Regions from separate parts of the Mus musculus genome. Here region 2 is linked to region 1. The links are chromatin contacts, found by Hi-C in ENCODE. All regions are on one chromosome and are shown on one strand. The core of a region is the stretch at or near the end of the contact, and the rest is flanking DNA. Distances in the headings are between cores, read along the strand shown.

What was found. Hi-C counts contacts between places; a loop is a spot of excess contacts on that map.
Region 2: a map of Patski shows a loop between it and region 1 (2.4-fold over the local background). The contact joins the promoter of Cenpn here to the enhancer-like site in region 1. A Hi-C loop is called at or near these places in 3 of 37 maps with a recorded cell type or tissue (Patski, adrenal gland and v-Abl transformed pro-B cells).

Annotation. Positions count from the first base shown.
Region 1 is chr8:117,467,633-117,475,138 of GRCm38, reverse strand. No RefSeq gene overlaps it. Among named protein-coding and RNA genes, the nearest start is that of Mir7078, 12 kb to the right of the region's middle. Within about 2 kb of position 4,783, at least 1 of the 3 ENCODE cell types and tissues checked has a DNase peak (open chromatin) inside an H3K27ac peak, as active enhancers do.
Region 2 is chr8:116,919,175-116,926,680 of GRCm38, reverse strand. Cenpn (centromere protein N) reads right to left here and starts at 4,941. Exons shown (of 12, transcript NM_028131.3): 1 at 4,898-4,941; 2 at 4,240-4,353; 3 at 419-599. The coding sequence starts at 589. It overlaps Cmc2 (COX assembly mitochondrial protein 2), which reads left to right and starts at 5,245. Exons shown (of 4, transcript NM_026844.3): 1 at 5,245-5,330.

The sequences.
Region 1 (7,506 bases), core at 3,534-6,033:
CAGAGACTGGGAAGTGCCTGCAAGCCCCGCCCTCCCCGACTCCTGATCTAGGAAGTTCTGCAACTGGGCTTGAGGTTGCAGTCTTTTAAGTTGGGCAGTCTTGTAAGTTGGGGGGTTGGCGGGGGATGGGGTGGGGTGGAGGGTGGGGGGTGGGGGGAACACTGGAGGGGTGGGATTCTATTTCCCAGAAAGGGGCTCTGGTGGGGTTTTTTTGTTTATTTGTTTTTTTGTTTGTTTGGTACCATTTGTGTAGCAGTAACCTGAGGGCTGTAAAAATCTTCCAACGTGGTATATACACTGTGGTGAAAGGAAGGAGGTTTCTGATGCACGCATAGATGATGGGGGCCGGGAGGGCTTGGTACCTTCCTCTTCATTTACTTGCAAGTCTAATGCTGCCAAGACAAGAGAAACCGACTTTTGATGAAGGAGATGAAAATATTTGAGGAAGATTATCTTGCTCTGCATGGATTGGAACTTTACATGAAGGGATATGAGATGGCTCAGTGGGGTAAAGGGGCCTGCGGACAAGCCTGACCACCTGAGTTCGGTCCCTGGGACTCACATGGTAGGAAAAAACCCAACTCCCACAAATTGTTCTCTAGCATTCACACACACACACACACACACACACACACACACACACACACACTGAATGAATGAATGAATGAATGAATGAATGAATAAATAAATAAATAAATAAATAAATAAAATAAAGGCATGCACCTTTAATCCCAGAACTTGGGAGACAGAGGCAGGTAGGTCTGTTTCAGGCCAGCCTGGTCTACAGAGTGAGTTCCAATATAGCTAGGGCTAAACAAAAAAAGGGGCTGGAGAGATGGCTCAGCGGTTAAGAGCACCGAATGCTCTTCCAGAGATCCTGAGATCAAGTCCCAGCAACCACATGGTGGCTCACAGCCATCTGTAATGAGGTCTGATGCCCTCTTTTGGTGTGTCTGACGAGAGCAATGGTGGTGTACTCATGTATAAAATAAATAAATAAATCTTTTAAAAAAGAAAAAGAAAAACAAAAACCAAAAAAGCAAACAAATAAAAATCACATTGAGCATAACTAGCAAGACTCTTTCTCTTTCTTTGTTTCTTTCTTTCTTTCTTTCTTTCTTTTTTTTTTTTAACAAATTCTTTTTTTTTTTAAAGATTTATTTATTTATTATATGTAAGTACACTGTAGCTGTCTTCAGACAGCACCAGAAGAGGGAGTCTGATCTCATTACAGATGGTTGTGAGCCACCATGTGGTTGCTGGTATTTGAACTCTGGACCTTCGGAAGAGCAGTCGGGTGCTCTTACCCACTGAGCCATCTCACCAGCCCCTCTTTCTTTCTTTCTTTCTTTCTTTCTTTCTTTCTTTCTTCCTTCCTTCCTTCCTTCCTTTCTTTCTTTCTTTCTTTCTTTCTTTCTTTCTTCCTCTCTTGTTTGTTGTGCTGTTTTTGGTTTTGTTTTGTTTTGACTGAGTAAACTGTGTAGCCTGCCCAGCTAGGGGCTTGCTTTTCAAAGGGTCCTGTGGGCAGAACCCAGGGCCTTGTGTGCTCTAGCGCTAGTTCCTCAGCCGCAGTGAGTCCATTGTTCTCTCCTTGGGGACACTTTAAAAGCCAATTTATATAAAACAGTCAATTAAAGAGTTACCAGGCGATCACAGCTGGTCCTGACTTCAAAATAGAAAAACGAGAAAGAACAAGGGAGGAGAGATAACCAACGTGAATGTCTCCCGATACTCACGGTAGATGAACGCATGAGCACAGTGTGGGCTGTGGGCCTGTGAGATGGCTCAGCACATCAGGGGGCTTGCTGCCAAGTTTACAACCTGGGCTTAATCCCTGGGACCTCCATGGCAAAAGGGAACCAGCTCCCAGACACTCTCCTCTAACCTCCACTTGTACCCTGTGGCACATGTGTGCCTGCACACACACACACACACACACACACACACACACACACACACAATTACTTGTGTCTACACAAAACACAATAAACTATTTTGGGGTGGGACATGTATAGAGAGTGGAATATTATATAGCCATGAAAAAGACGGCAGTGATGACCCATGCTACAATAAGGATGACCCCGGAAGACATATTCAGAGAGATAAGCTGGATGCAGAAGGTATGCATCATTTGATTCCACTTATCAGAGATCCACAGAGTAGCTAAATGGAGCAGTTAGAGACACACATCAGAAAGACATTGTCAGACACTGAGAGAGGAGATGGAAATAAAGAGTTAATGAGCCATGTGCAGAAAAAAGTGATTCAAACCAGGGGCTAGGGATGTAGCTCAGGGTGTGAACATGCAAGGCCCCAGGCTCCATCTCCAGTAACGTGGCACACACAAGAAGGTCAAAATGACGAGTTTAGGATACACACATTTTAATTACATTTAGTGGCGCTGGGGGGCTGGGCATACACACTCCATAACACTCATGTGAAGATCAAAGGACAACTTAGGGGAATTGGTTCTCTACCCACAACATGCGGTTCTCGGAGATTCAACTCAAATCATCAGGGTTAGTGGCAAGCACCCTCATTGCCTAGTGCTTGCTAACCACTTGCAACAGAAACAAAAATGTGTTCCCACAGACAACAGCATGCCACATCTCTTGCTTGGGTCATTTAACATGTCTGGGGGACTTTCCCAGGCAGTCAGGGACCAGAGTTAGTTCGGGGCTAGTCTCAGGTCTTGATGCCCTGGGGAAATAGCTAGTACCTCCAGGTGTTCATCTGTTCATTTAGAGGTTTTTAAAGGATGTGCACAGACTAACCGGCTGGCAGACACTGTGCCTTCAAGAGACAGAAGTGAACTCCTGCCAGGCTGTCCCTGCCTGACCAAGGAGAAGAAGTGTGTTAAGCAGTCCTGAGCACAGAGAGGTAGCTGTGGTCAAAACGCCCATTTTCAGGAGCTAGAAAGCTGGTAGCTGGTGGCAGGGGGTGGGGGTCACACCGATTTCAGGGCAGAAGCAGATCCCTTTAATCCCAGCACTTGGGAGGCAGAGGCAGGAGGATTTCTGAGTTTGAGGCCAGCCTGGTCTACAGAGTGAGTTCCAGGACAGCCAAGGCTATACAGAGAAACCCTGTCTCGAAAACGAACAAACAAACAAAAACAAAAACAAAAAAATCAAAAAGGGGCGATCGATCCTTGAGACACTGCAGGAGTCTGAAGAATGCTCACAGTAGAGGATTTGGGTCGGGGACCCAACTCTTACCTTGTCCCTGTTCCACAGTGATTGTCAAAGCTCACACCTGGGCCACCACTGGAACAGCAACCCCAAAAAAAAAAAAAAAAAGCCACAGTAACCAACCAGGGTCAAGGGTGACAGCAACGGGAATGAGAGAGAGTACTTTATCCACCCTCACACCCGGGCTGGGGAAGAACCAGAGAGGGGTAGTTCAGAGGAACACATCTGAGATAGAAGCCTTCTTCAGCAGTCGTTAAGAAACTAGAAAGAAGGCTGGGCGGTGGCAGTGCATGCCTTTGATCACAGCACTCGGGAGGCAGAGACAGGAAGAGCTTTGTGAGTTCAAGGCCAGCCTGGTCTGCAGAGTGAGTTCCAGGACAGCCAGGGCTACACAGAGAAACCATGTCTGGAAACAACAGAAGGAGACCAGAAAGAAGGACATGACAGAACTACCGCCTGGGGGGTGGGGGGTAGCTCAGCTCTCGCTCAGTGTCTACAACCTGGAAACTTTAGGGCTCTCCTCATTCCCCTTCAAGGAGCAACCAGCAGGGGGCAGCCGAGCCCTAGCACTGTCCCTCCTCCACCCTTTCCATCTGCTGGCTGCTGTTTTCTGATACAAGCATGGCCCACAGAAATATTTGTGGAGCCCTCAAATGTGGGGCAGGGCAACACCCCAGCACTCCACTTCACCCAGTGGAGGAGCCTTGCCCAGATCTAGTGAGGGAGGAGGGCAGGCAGAAACCTCTTCTACTGCCCCCTCCTCCTTCCTTTCCTTCTCTCTTTGAGACAAGATCTCTGTAGCCCAGGTTAGCCTCTAACTCACTAAGTAATGGGGAATGACCTTGAACTCCTGGTCACTTTTGCCTCCATCCTCCAAGTGCCGGGGTTACAGTATTTATCGCCTTACCCAGTTCTATCTGGCACTTGGGAATGAACCCAGGACTTTGTGAAAGATAGACAAGCCTTCCACCAACTGAGCTATAGACCTAGCACAGAATTGGTGCTCTTTGCCCTCGGCTGGACCCTTCTGAAGGAGGAGATCTGCAGAACGCCCAGCTCCTGCAAGGATACTACAGTTCCGCACTGTAGATTCTAAGATTACAGTTTCTAGACCCCAAAGCGGGGGATCCAGGTTCCATCTCACAGAGTTTCCCGTCCTTCTACCTTCGAAGCCAATGCAAGAACGCAGCCACATCTGAGACCCAGGGGCGGGCAGGCAGGGAGCCCTCCTGGTCCTGGCACCCTGACTCCTCCTCCCTGCAGGAAGGACTGTGCTCCGGGCTGAGCTGCAGCCTGTGAGCCTCAGCCTACTCTGACTGCTACTGCCCTCCTTCCCAGCCTGGTGTGTGTGTGTGTGTGTGTGTGTGTGTGTGTGTGTGTGTGTGTGTGTGTGTGTGCGCGCGCGCGAGCGTGTTGAAGGGGGGAGCTCTGCAGCAGCTGCCTCCTGTAAGGGAAACTGGGTCTCCATGGTAACATTGACGTCAGGGGCCCAGGTTGGGAATGAGGCCTCCCGCCCCCAGTGGCCAGCTCAGCCCAGCCTCAGCCCTGATCTGCAGCAGCTGGGACCCCGGAGTGCTGAAGCCGCCGGCCTTGCCCTCTGATCTGACCCATTAGGGGATGCGGGGATGCCAGCGGCCCTCGACAGGTGCATGCATCCCGGTGGACCTTGCTACCTGTCCTCCTTTGGCAGCCCCCATTTTGTCCTCAAAGTGCCCTCAGCTGGTTGCTTGCTTAACAGACCCTGCTTCCTGCTCCATTTATCATCAGCCCCCTCCCACAGCGCATGTGCACTTAATGAGAATGGGGAAGAAGGTGCCGGGAAGGCAACCATTTCCCAGCTTATCATTTAGCGCACACCCCACTCTATACCCGACCCCAGTTCATTGTTCTGGGATAAAGATCCAAGAGGCCTTAGTTAGCCCTTCCTCTGCTGTGCAGATCTAGAGGTCTTCCCTCCGGTCTCTCCAGCCCTTCCCAAAAGCCTGGCCCTGCCTAAGGGTGTCCCGACATGCTCTCCCTCTGCCTGGAAGACTGGTTCATCTCCACTCTGGGGAGTCATTCCCAGAGTCTTCCCGTCTGGACTTAGGCAGCCTCTGAACCCAGGCTCCTCTCAGAGGTCCTGTGCCTTTTATCCACTCTCCTCATGGCTGCCTCCTCACTTAGACTGGGTGGGGCTTGAGGTCACAGATGGCTTGTGTTTTATACGTTCCTGAGTCCTTGAGGTGCCTGTGTACAATAGATGTATATGCTCTCTCTCTCTCTCTCTCTCTCTTTCTACACACACACACACACACACACACACACACACACACACACACACTGGTGAGATGGTTCAGTGAGTACGGACATTTGACCCCAGGTCTGGCAGTCTGACTTTTATTTACTTATTTATTTTTTCGAGACAGGGTTTTTCTGTGTCCCTGGCTGCCCTGGAACTCACTTTGTAGACCAGGCTGGCCTCGAACTCAGATATCCACCTGCCTCTGCCTCCAAAGTGCTGGGACTAAAGGCGTGTGCCATCATGCCCGGCTGACTTTTTTTTCTCTTCTATCTTTCTTTCTTTCTTTCTTTCTTTCTTTCTTTCTTTCTTTCTTTCTTTCTAGATTTATTTATTCTATATATGTGAGTATACTGTAGCTGTCTTCAGACACACCAGGAGAGGGTATCAGATCCCATTACAGATGGTTGTGAGCCACCATGTGGTTGCTGGGAATTGAACTCAGGACCTCTGGAAGAGCAGTCAGTGCTCTTAACCGCTGAGCCACCTCTCGGGCCCCAGGCCTAACAATCCCCAGGTGCCATGTGGTAGAGAAAGAGAACGCTCCCTTTCACAAGCTCTTCCTCGACCCTGCCGCCCCGCACTCCCCCCTCCCCCCCAATAAATGAACATAAAGTGTAATAAAAATCAACTTTGTGTGTGTCGTGCTGGGTGGGAATGGGATCCAGGGTCTCCTACAGCACCCTGAGCTACACATGGAGACAACCCCCCCCATACATTCTCACACAGCCCTGAGACTCAGTTCATACACACATCAGCCACATATACCTATGGTCCATACGCTAATGTTTATAGTGTCTCAGACTCACAGAGCCACCACAGTCAATCTCAGATGTCTTCATTGTCTTGAATGACACCTGTTTGTGTCAGCACTTGTGCCTCCCCGCTCCTCCCGGTGCTCCCATGCCCTCGATGGGTTCTCTGTCTTAGAAGCCACATGCATGGACTCATCAAACTGAGAGAATGTGAGCCTGTGCCAACAAAGGGAGGCTGCAACCCGCAGTGGCCACAGAGGACCACCAGAATTCTGAGGAATCTCTGACTTGACTGCCCCAGGGACACACCTGATTGTTCGAAATGCAAGCTAAAACAAAAACAACAACAAAACACTGCAGTTTAGGGTCGGGGTGTGGCTCAGCACTAGACAGCTTGCCCAGTATGCTCAAATAATTAAGTCCCTGCATTTTCCCCAAACCCCAGCCCCACCCTCCAATCCTGTCTGTTAGAGATGGCTCACACACCTGAGTCACTGACTCCGTTCCATCGCCCAGCAAGCCAGCACGCCCCACTAACCCAGTATCCATTCAGTTATACCATGCAAATGTGTGGGTCAGATCTGTTTCTCCCTCCTATTGGACATGCAGTAGGCTGTCATATTCATGACTGCCGCATTCTTTGCATTCAACCAGCTGCGCCTAGCATACGCAACGCCTTGGAATCACCACCAATAACGCCAGTTGTGGTGGTGGACGGCTGCAACCCCAGCACTTGGGAGGTGCCACATGGGACGAGAAATTCAAGTCCATCCTTGGCTATATGGAGAGTCATAGGCTATCCTGGGCTACAGGAGACCCTGTTAAAGGGGAAGACTGGGGGGAGTGGGGGACTAAACTCCAGCCATTGAGTGTCTCTGCTTCTCAGAGTCATTTTCTGGACTCCTGTTTTATAGAAGTCCTAGAACTGGCCGTACCACATCTGCTGAGCCCTTAAAATGTAGATAGCCAAACTTAGGTGCACTCTAATCCTACACCACGGTGTCTCGAAGCCTCTTATGGGAAGTAAGAGCATGCCCACTGCTTCATTGCTATTTTTACATCGGTTGCATGTTGAAAGGAGAATGCTTGTGGATAAATAATCACTTGATTACAATCGATTCCAGCCAGGCCTGGTGGTGCGGTGCTTTGATAGGTTTGGATCCCCATAGATTCATGCTCTTAGAGGCTTGGCTCACAGGACGTGCCACTATTACAAGGTGTGGCCTCATTGGAGGAAGTGCGTCACCATGAGGGCCGGCTTTGACGTCTCGTGTGCACCCAGTAT
Region 2 (7,506 bases), core at 3,692-6,191, 550 kb after region 1:
TAGTCTTAGGTACTGCATTTGGATCATGGATCTAATTTGAGTCCAACTTTCTTTTTTAAACAGCAGAGGTGATGAAATGGAATGGCCTTGTCTTGTTTGTTTGTGAGACAGTCCTCCTGTGCTGTTGACCTTGAATTCACTATTTATCCCAGGCTTTATCTGAACTCTAGATATCCCCGCCTCAGCATCGACACTTCTGGGACTGAACACGGCTGCCTCGAGCAGCAAAGGTGTTTTGCATGCGAGCATCTAACGGCTGTAGCCCATCTGCTGGAAAGCCTGTTCTTCCCACCCCGAATTGTTCTTTGTAGCTTTGCTTTAAAAAAACAAAACCAAACCCTATAACTGTATGTACATACTGCTCTAACTATAGTCCATTGTATCAATGTATTTGGTTGATAATTTTGAACACTGTTACCTCACATAGCAGAATCACTTCCTGGGCTAGATAGTCCTTTCTCTGCTTCAGGTTTATGGTTTGTAGTTGGTCTTCAGACAAAAAGTCCCAGGCTTCTAGGATGCTCTTCATCTCACTCAGAGGGATTTTCAGGATGGTCCTCCGGAGAAACTCGGCAACATTCTCCTTCATCTCTTCAGCCCTTGGACAAAACAAAAAGAACACAGTAGTGTATTCCTCTTTAAGCTGCATGTGTGAACATAATTATGTATATATGTGTGTGTATATATATACACATATATACATAATTATATACATGCATATACATATGGTCTCAAGTAGCCTTAGACTGGACTCAAACTCACTATGTGGCCAAGGATCACTTTAAACCAATAAAGAAATATACATATTTACCCCTCATTTCTTGGTGTGCCAGCATGCCTTGCACATGAATGCAGGTGTCCAAGGAGGCTAAAGGTGCCAGACTCCCTGGACCTGAAGTTGGAGCTGGTTAGGAGCCACCTGACATGGATGCTGGCAATTGAACTTGGGTCTTCCAAAAGGAACATCAAGTGCTCTTCACTGCTAAGCCCCCTCTCTCTCCCGCCTGACCCTTCGACTTCTGGTCCTTCAGCCTCTGCTTTCCAAGCGTGGGATTGTGGAGGGAGTCAGTGTGCTGCGTTCCCAGTCGTCAGTGGTGGGCTAAGCCCGGCCTTCCTGTGTCAGGCCAATCCTCTACCAACTAAGCTACACCTTCATCACCAGCCTCCAGATTTTATTTCCTTCATTTCCCCAGAGACAGGGTTAGCCTGGAATCTTCTATGAAGCCAAATCTGGTCTCCTGCCTCAACCTAAGAGCTGGAATTAGAAGTATATCAATTAGTGCTGTTATAATATGGATAGGGTTTGGACTCCACAAGTCTGTACTGAATACCAACTTAATGGTACTGAGATGTGCTAGCTCTTTAAGAAGCCTAGTGGACCGTGATTAGGTAGGTCACAGGGATACAGCCCTCAGAGGGGATTAATGCACTCTCATGGGAAGTCAGGCCTAGTGGGACTTGGATTAGTTTCCTACAAGGATTTTCTTCCTTTAAGAGCACAGGAGATGATGGAGTGTCAGTAAAGATCTTGTTACACATTCAGACTGAGTCTGACCCTTACAATTCTTGTACAAATCCTGGTGGCGGAGCACAGTGTGTGTATTTGGGGGGGCAGAAGCCTTGAGGTGTGAAGGCCTGCTGGCCAGGCAGTCTAGCAGAACTGGCGGACTGCAGATTCAGTGAGTCTGTCTCAAAATATAAGGTGGAAAGTGACAGGATGTGTTAATCTCGTCATGGGGATACAGGACTGTAACTTAGCTACAAGGAGGCTGCCTAGGGCAGTGCTACACTGGAGGGCTTTCCCCACTCTCTCTGGCCTCTTCCAGCCATCTGACCATGGCTGCCTTCTCAGCCTGCCACTCACACATGATCCTGCAATAAAGCCCTCTGCCATACTGTGGCACACCTAGTAGAGTGAGAGTTACTTAGACACTTAATCCTGGACTTTTCCAGGTAATACTTTAGGCAGTGGCTGACTCCCTATGATATGTGAACCAGTAAGTGTGGACACCTGTGCACTGCCAATTGACCATACCGTCCTGCTCTGTGTCTGCAAGCAACGTCATCGAGTGCCCACATTGTCCTGAGCCCCGACCATGGGATAGTTCCCTCGGCAGCAGGTGATACTTAGGCGTACTAAAGTTGTGGTACAGGGAAGGGAGAGCCTGAGCCTTTTATCTTTCTTTAGAGCCTTTAAAAGGCATGGCTCATCCTACTGTTGCCTCAATTGGATACCAGTTCAGGGGGTAAAATGCAAATAAGCACAATTGCTTTTCTTTTCTTTTTCTTTTTCTTTTTTTTTGAGACAGGGTCTTTCTACATAGCTCTGGTTATACTGGTACTCACCATGTGGACCAAGCTGGCATCTAATTTAGAGATCCACCTGTGTCTGCCTCCCACATGCTGGGGCTAAAGGCATACGCCACAGTGCCCGACAAACAGGCATCATTTCCACTTGAAGACTAAACAAAGTCTCTGTAGACTTTTTTAAGTTTCCTTGGCCAGCTTGTCTTCTAGAAAGGAACAAGGTCTTTGGTGTCCCTGTCACTCATGTCGCTTCCCTCACACCCAAGGACTCCAAAGAAGTAAATAGATGGCTATTCCTCATGAGAGGCCTGGCTGGGCCTGGCATCTAATATTACAAAAGCTTCTTGAATGCTGCATGTGATTTCCTGTTGGCTAAAGATATGTGTATTTTATGCTGACTGTACTTTATCCCTTTCTTTCTTAGTTATGAGTATGTGACTGTGTGAACATTATAACGTAGGTGTGCTGGCATCCCCCTTCAGACAAGTGTCTGGTCCCGGAACTGGAGATAGAGGCAGTGGTGAGCCCTTGATGTGGCTGCTGGGACCTCCACTGAGGTCCTCTGCAAGAGCAACAACGAGTTGCTCTCTAGCTCCTTATCTTTATCTCCTGAGACAGGGTCTCACACAACCCAGGCTGGCGTGAACTTCTGATCTTCCTGTCCCCATCTCCCAGGCACTGCTGTTACACGTGTGCGCTACCACATCCGGTTTCATGTGGTTTGGGAGATGACCCCAAGGCTTACTGCATGCGGAGGCAAGCATTCCACCAACTGAGCTACCTCTCTAGTCCCAGCTGAGTTCATTTAAAAAGGTGTGCACCACCACTGCCTGGCTCCCCAGGAAACTTACTGCAATCATCCAACAGTGGTTTGTTTGTTTTTTTTTTTTTTCCAATCTTCCATCGTTTATTATTTTTACAGAACCACCTGCAATTGGCTTTATAATTTTATCATAGCTACGTTAATTTTTTTTTCTGCTCAAGACAGGGACTATGTTGATCTTATTCACAACTATGTTTTTAAACTCTATAGCCGTTTTATAACTGTTCTGGCAGGAGCAAAGTCATTCTAAAAAGAGGCACTTGTGAGTGTCCCCACAGAGACATGGAGTTCAACCCAGGGATCTGATGGGGAAGGAAAGGCTGACACCTGGTGCCAGTCAGAGGGAGCTTTTCTGTCTCCTTGTCAGACCCTCTTGCAGAAGGGACTGCAACACCAGGGCAACGATGTCTCAGAGATGGGAGGACCACACCGTGACTAGGGCTGCTTAGTTGTGTATACCCTCTGCTTTCTGTTGAATCTTCTGTTTCAGGACTCAACACTTGGTGTGTGGGTCACTAGACCTCTTTGCTCTTCCCAGTGTGGCCACACTGAATACATGTCTCTTTTCTGCCTCTCATTTAAGACTTGTCTTTTTTAGCCAGGCGGTGGTGGCGCACATCTCTAATCCCAGTACTTGGGAGGCAGAAGCAGGCGGATTTCTGAGTTCAAGGCCAGCCTGGTCTACAAAGTGAGTACCAGGACAGACAGGGCTATAAAGAGAAACCCTGTCTCGAAAAAACAAAACAAACAAACAAACAAACAAACAAAAGACTTGTCCTTTTAAGTGGCCTATGGAGCCTAGCTTGTTAGGGCTGCCAGGGCTGGGGGGTTCTGATCCTAGCAATTTCAGTCACCATGAGCCAAATCACACAGCGAGTCTGGTCACCCAAGAACAATCTCATATGCACTTGACTAATGACTGATGGAAGAGTGACTGGATACCCACCCTAAGCGGTATGCACAAGGGAAGGATATAGTTCCACTGTCTGTCAACTATTAAACCAACACCTTGTTCGTGACAACATCTGAGAGCGTTTTCCTGATCCTCAGTGAGGTAAATTAGAGGAGAGTGTATGCAAAGCAGGCATTTCTCCTATCCCAGTACTGACCAGGCCAGATGCGGCTATAAACTTCGGAGATCAGGGCCTTCGGGGTGGGGTGCCCAATCCTTAGCACTTCCGAAGATTCTTAATTCTGAGTGATCTATCTGCACCATGCCCTTCCTAAAAGAAATGACAGAAAGGGCGTAACACATCAACAAAGTTAGCAAGTCTTTGAGTGAACTTTCTGCCCTGTTACTATTTCAATTTCTATTTTCTAGCGCTTTATTCATGGTAGCAGCTAAGACAAGGCTGTTGAATGTACACGTGACAATAACGATCCGGTAGACCCGCATGGAGCACAAGGAGTATAGCAACAGGAGGCATGGACAAAAACTGAGGCGAGGCTAGGAATTAGAGAGCTGACACCTAGGCTCGACGGAACCTAAGGATCAAAGTAAAGCAGCTCTTGAGCGGGCAGCCCGGAGCCTCCATGGCATAAACGCCAAGGGACATAAAACCCCGCCCCACTCCGGGCGGATATGACGCCATGGACGCTCATCCCGGCCCTCTTGGCCCGGACCCGGCCTCCACTAGTGTCACTCCTAGGCTAAGATCCCGTGGCGGAACTGCGCCGTGGCAAGGCCCCCGTAGATGTCTGAGGCCTGGCTCCTGTAGTCCTCCCGCCGCCTCCGAGTCCAATTCGGTGTCGCTGAGGCTGCCTTACCAGTCCACATCGCCCGCCGTCTCTGCAGCGGTTCCCGCCGAGGTGCTTTTGAAGCCGCCAATGGCCGCTCGGGCCCCGCCCACCTGGCAAGCCCTCCGCACTGCTTCGGCTGCACGGGGGGACGCGGCTGTGGGCGCCTGATGGAAAACGCTTTAGATCCCCAGAGTCGCTGTACTCAGAGACAGGATCATGTAAATATAATTGTTCTCCGTCTCGAATTCCACCTGGCAGTCATCTCTGTGTGCTGTCCCCGCCGAGCCCCGGTGGGATGGCCCTAGATCCCCCTCAGCATGGGACAGTGGACCGGTCCAGGCGGAGCGATGCATGCAGGATGACGCATGCGCGGAGCGTCGGTGCTTGCAAGTCCTAAGGGAGCTGCGGGCTCCGTGTCGGTGACTTCTCTTTCTGTGCTTCTTGTAGGGGCTGAGTGACGGTGAGTGTCGGGTGTCCTTCAGCCTCCGGGCATCTGGCTGCCTGTGGCGGAAGGACGCGGCTCTTTAGCTTCCCACGCCGCGCTAGGTTCACCCATGTCCCTGCCCTTGGACCTTTACTAGGAACACTCTTCTTGGTGAGCCGCGGGCATGAGCTGTCACACTGCTGAGATCTGCCCGCCGCTCGCTGGCATTGCGACCTTGGGCGCGCGCCTGGTCGAGTGCGCGTACCCTGCTGCAAAACTTTGGAGATGCGTGACACTGAGGGCGCATTGAGCTAACTGTTCTGGCTGATAACTAATCTAGGGAGCTGCCGTCAAAAGTTTCTTTACTGAAAAGTCACTGGACTGGCTGGTGATGTGGGTATCTGTAAAGATCCCCCACGGTACACTTGACAAGGAAAGTAATGTTTAGGGTCCGTTAGATAGGCTTCGAGGACGACTGTGAGTGTTTTCACAATAGATGTATTAGAAGCCTCTGTTAAAACTTCTCGAAATCAAACAAAACCCCAGGCAAGGAGGGTAGGATGGTTTGCTTCAATCTCAGCTCTGGGGAGGTGGTGGAGGCAAGAATCAGGAATTCAAGGTCACCCTCAGCAACATAAGGAATTTGAGGCTACACTAGACCCTGTGTTAGTAACAAAACCCACTTTAAATGTATGCAACTTTGCCTTGGCAAAGGGATTCTCTTGACATCTTTTCTGTCTTGTACATCCAGGCCTTGGTATTTGGTTGATCGAAGTGAAAATACGCCTCTCCATTTTCAGTGTTAAATGTCAACATTCAGCAGACATTTATTTCTTTTTTCCTCTAAAATTTCCCTGGTCTTAGCAGACTACTTACCTGCCTACCTGGCACTAGTAGGAGATTGTTCCAGAATGATGCAGAGGAGGCCTATTCTTTTTTTTTTTTTTTTTTTTTTTGGTTTTTCGAGACAGGGTTTTTCTGTGTAGCCCTGGCTGTCCTGGAACTCGCTTTGTAGACCAGGCTGGCCTTGAACTCAGAAATCCGCCTGCCTCTGCCTCCCAAGTGCTGGGATCAAAGGCGTGCGCCACCACGCCCGGCAGAGGCCTATTCTTTTGAGAAGCAGTTTTAAGGTGATAGTTGAGAAATGATCATGTGTGTGTGTGTGTGTGTGTGTGTGTGTGCGTGTGTGTGCGTGCACGCCTGCCTGTCAGAAGATGCTCACTGGAGTTAGTTTTCTCCTTCCACCATGTGTGTTTTGAAGATTGAATTCAAGTCCTCATGCACTTGCTGGCCTTAATTAGTGTGTATTTTTGTATGTGTCTGTTTTGGGATTGGGCCTGACCTCAGTCCAGCCAACCCTCATGCTCTATGTCTATATCTGCCTTACGGATTTGAGACCTGCTTTCTCCTTAACTGTGTTAGCTTGCTGTTTTGGCTAGGTTGGCTAGCCATGAGAACCTTCTTGGGGTCTGCCTGACCCGATCTCCGCAATAAGGGGTGCAGACACCTAAGGCACAGCAAGAGCTTTACCCACCAAACATCTCTCCAGCTCCTTGCTTATTTTAAACTATTAGGAATGGCAACTGTAGTGTAAGTTTCTTTCTTGGGCAGCCAGAATAGCAAAATCTCTCTAAAAGAAATACAGATGGCGTTAAAATATAGGGATGTCACCTCTTATAATACCTTCTCTTATCAGCACGCATTTCCTCATACTAGAGTCACTCTATTTAAAAATGTGCTTCCTGGCGCTAAAGCAAGGGATTTGTTCCATAAGGTTGCGTGTTTAGGACTTAGGTTAAATAGAGTTCTTCTTGCCAAGAGTGGAAGAAAACAAAATTAACATTTTATTCTTTGAAACAGCCATCCAGGATAAGCAGTGAGAAAAGCCCATTTTCGTTTCTCAGTTAAAAATAAAATGAAAACAATTTTTCTTTTTTTCTTTTTTCTGGCTAGCACTGTAGTAATATACAAAGTTTAAAAACTTTTGTCATGATGGGAAGAAAATACATGTAGTTATGTGTGTTTGTTTGTCTATGATACACATATATAGATTATTGGCCAAATGCTTTCTCAAGTACAGATACTTATTAAATTGTGGTAGGATTATGTCCAGATAAATGCACTGTAAGTTCAAAACTTCATTTAAAGGGCACGGTAAGGCCAAATTGCAATGGCCGATGCTTGGTTAGCACTAGACATGGCCCTGGTTTGA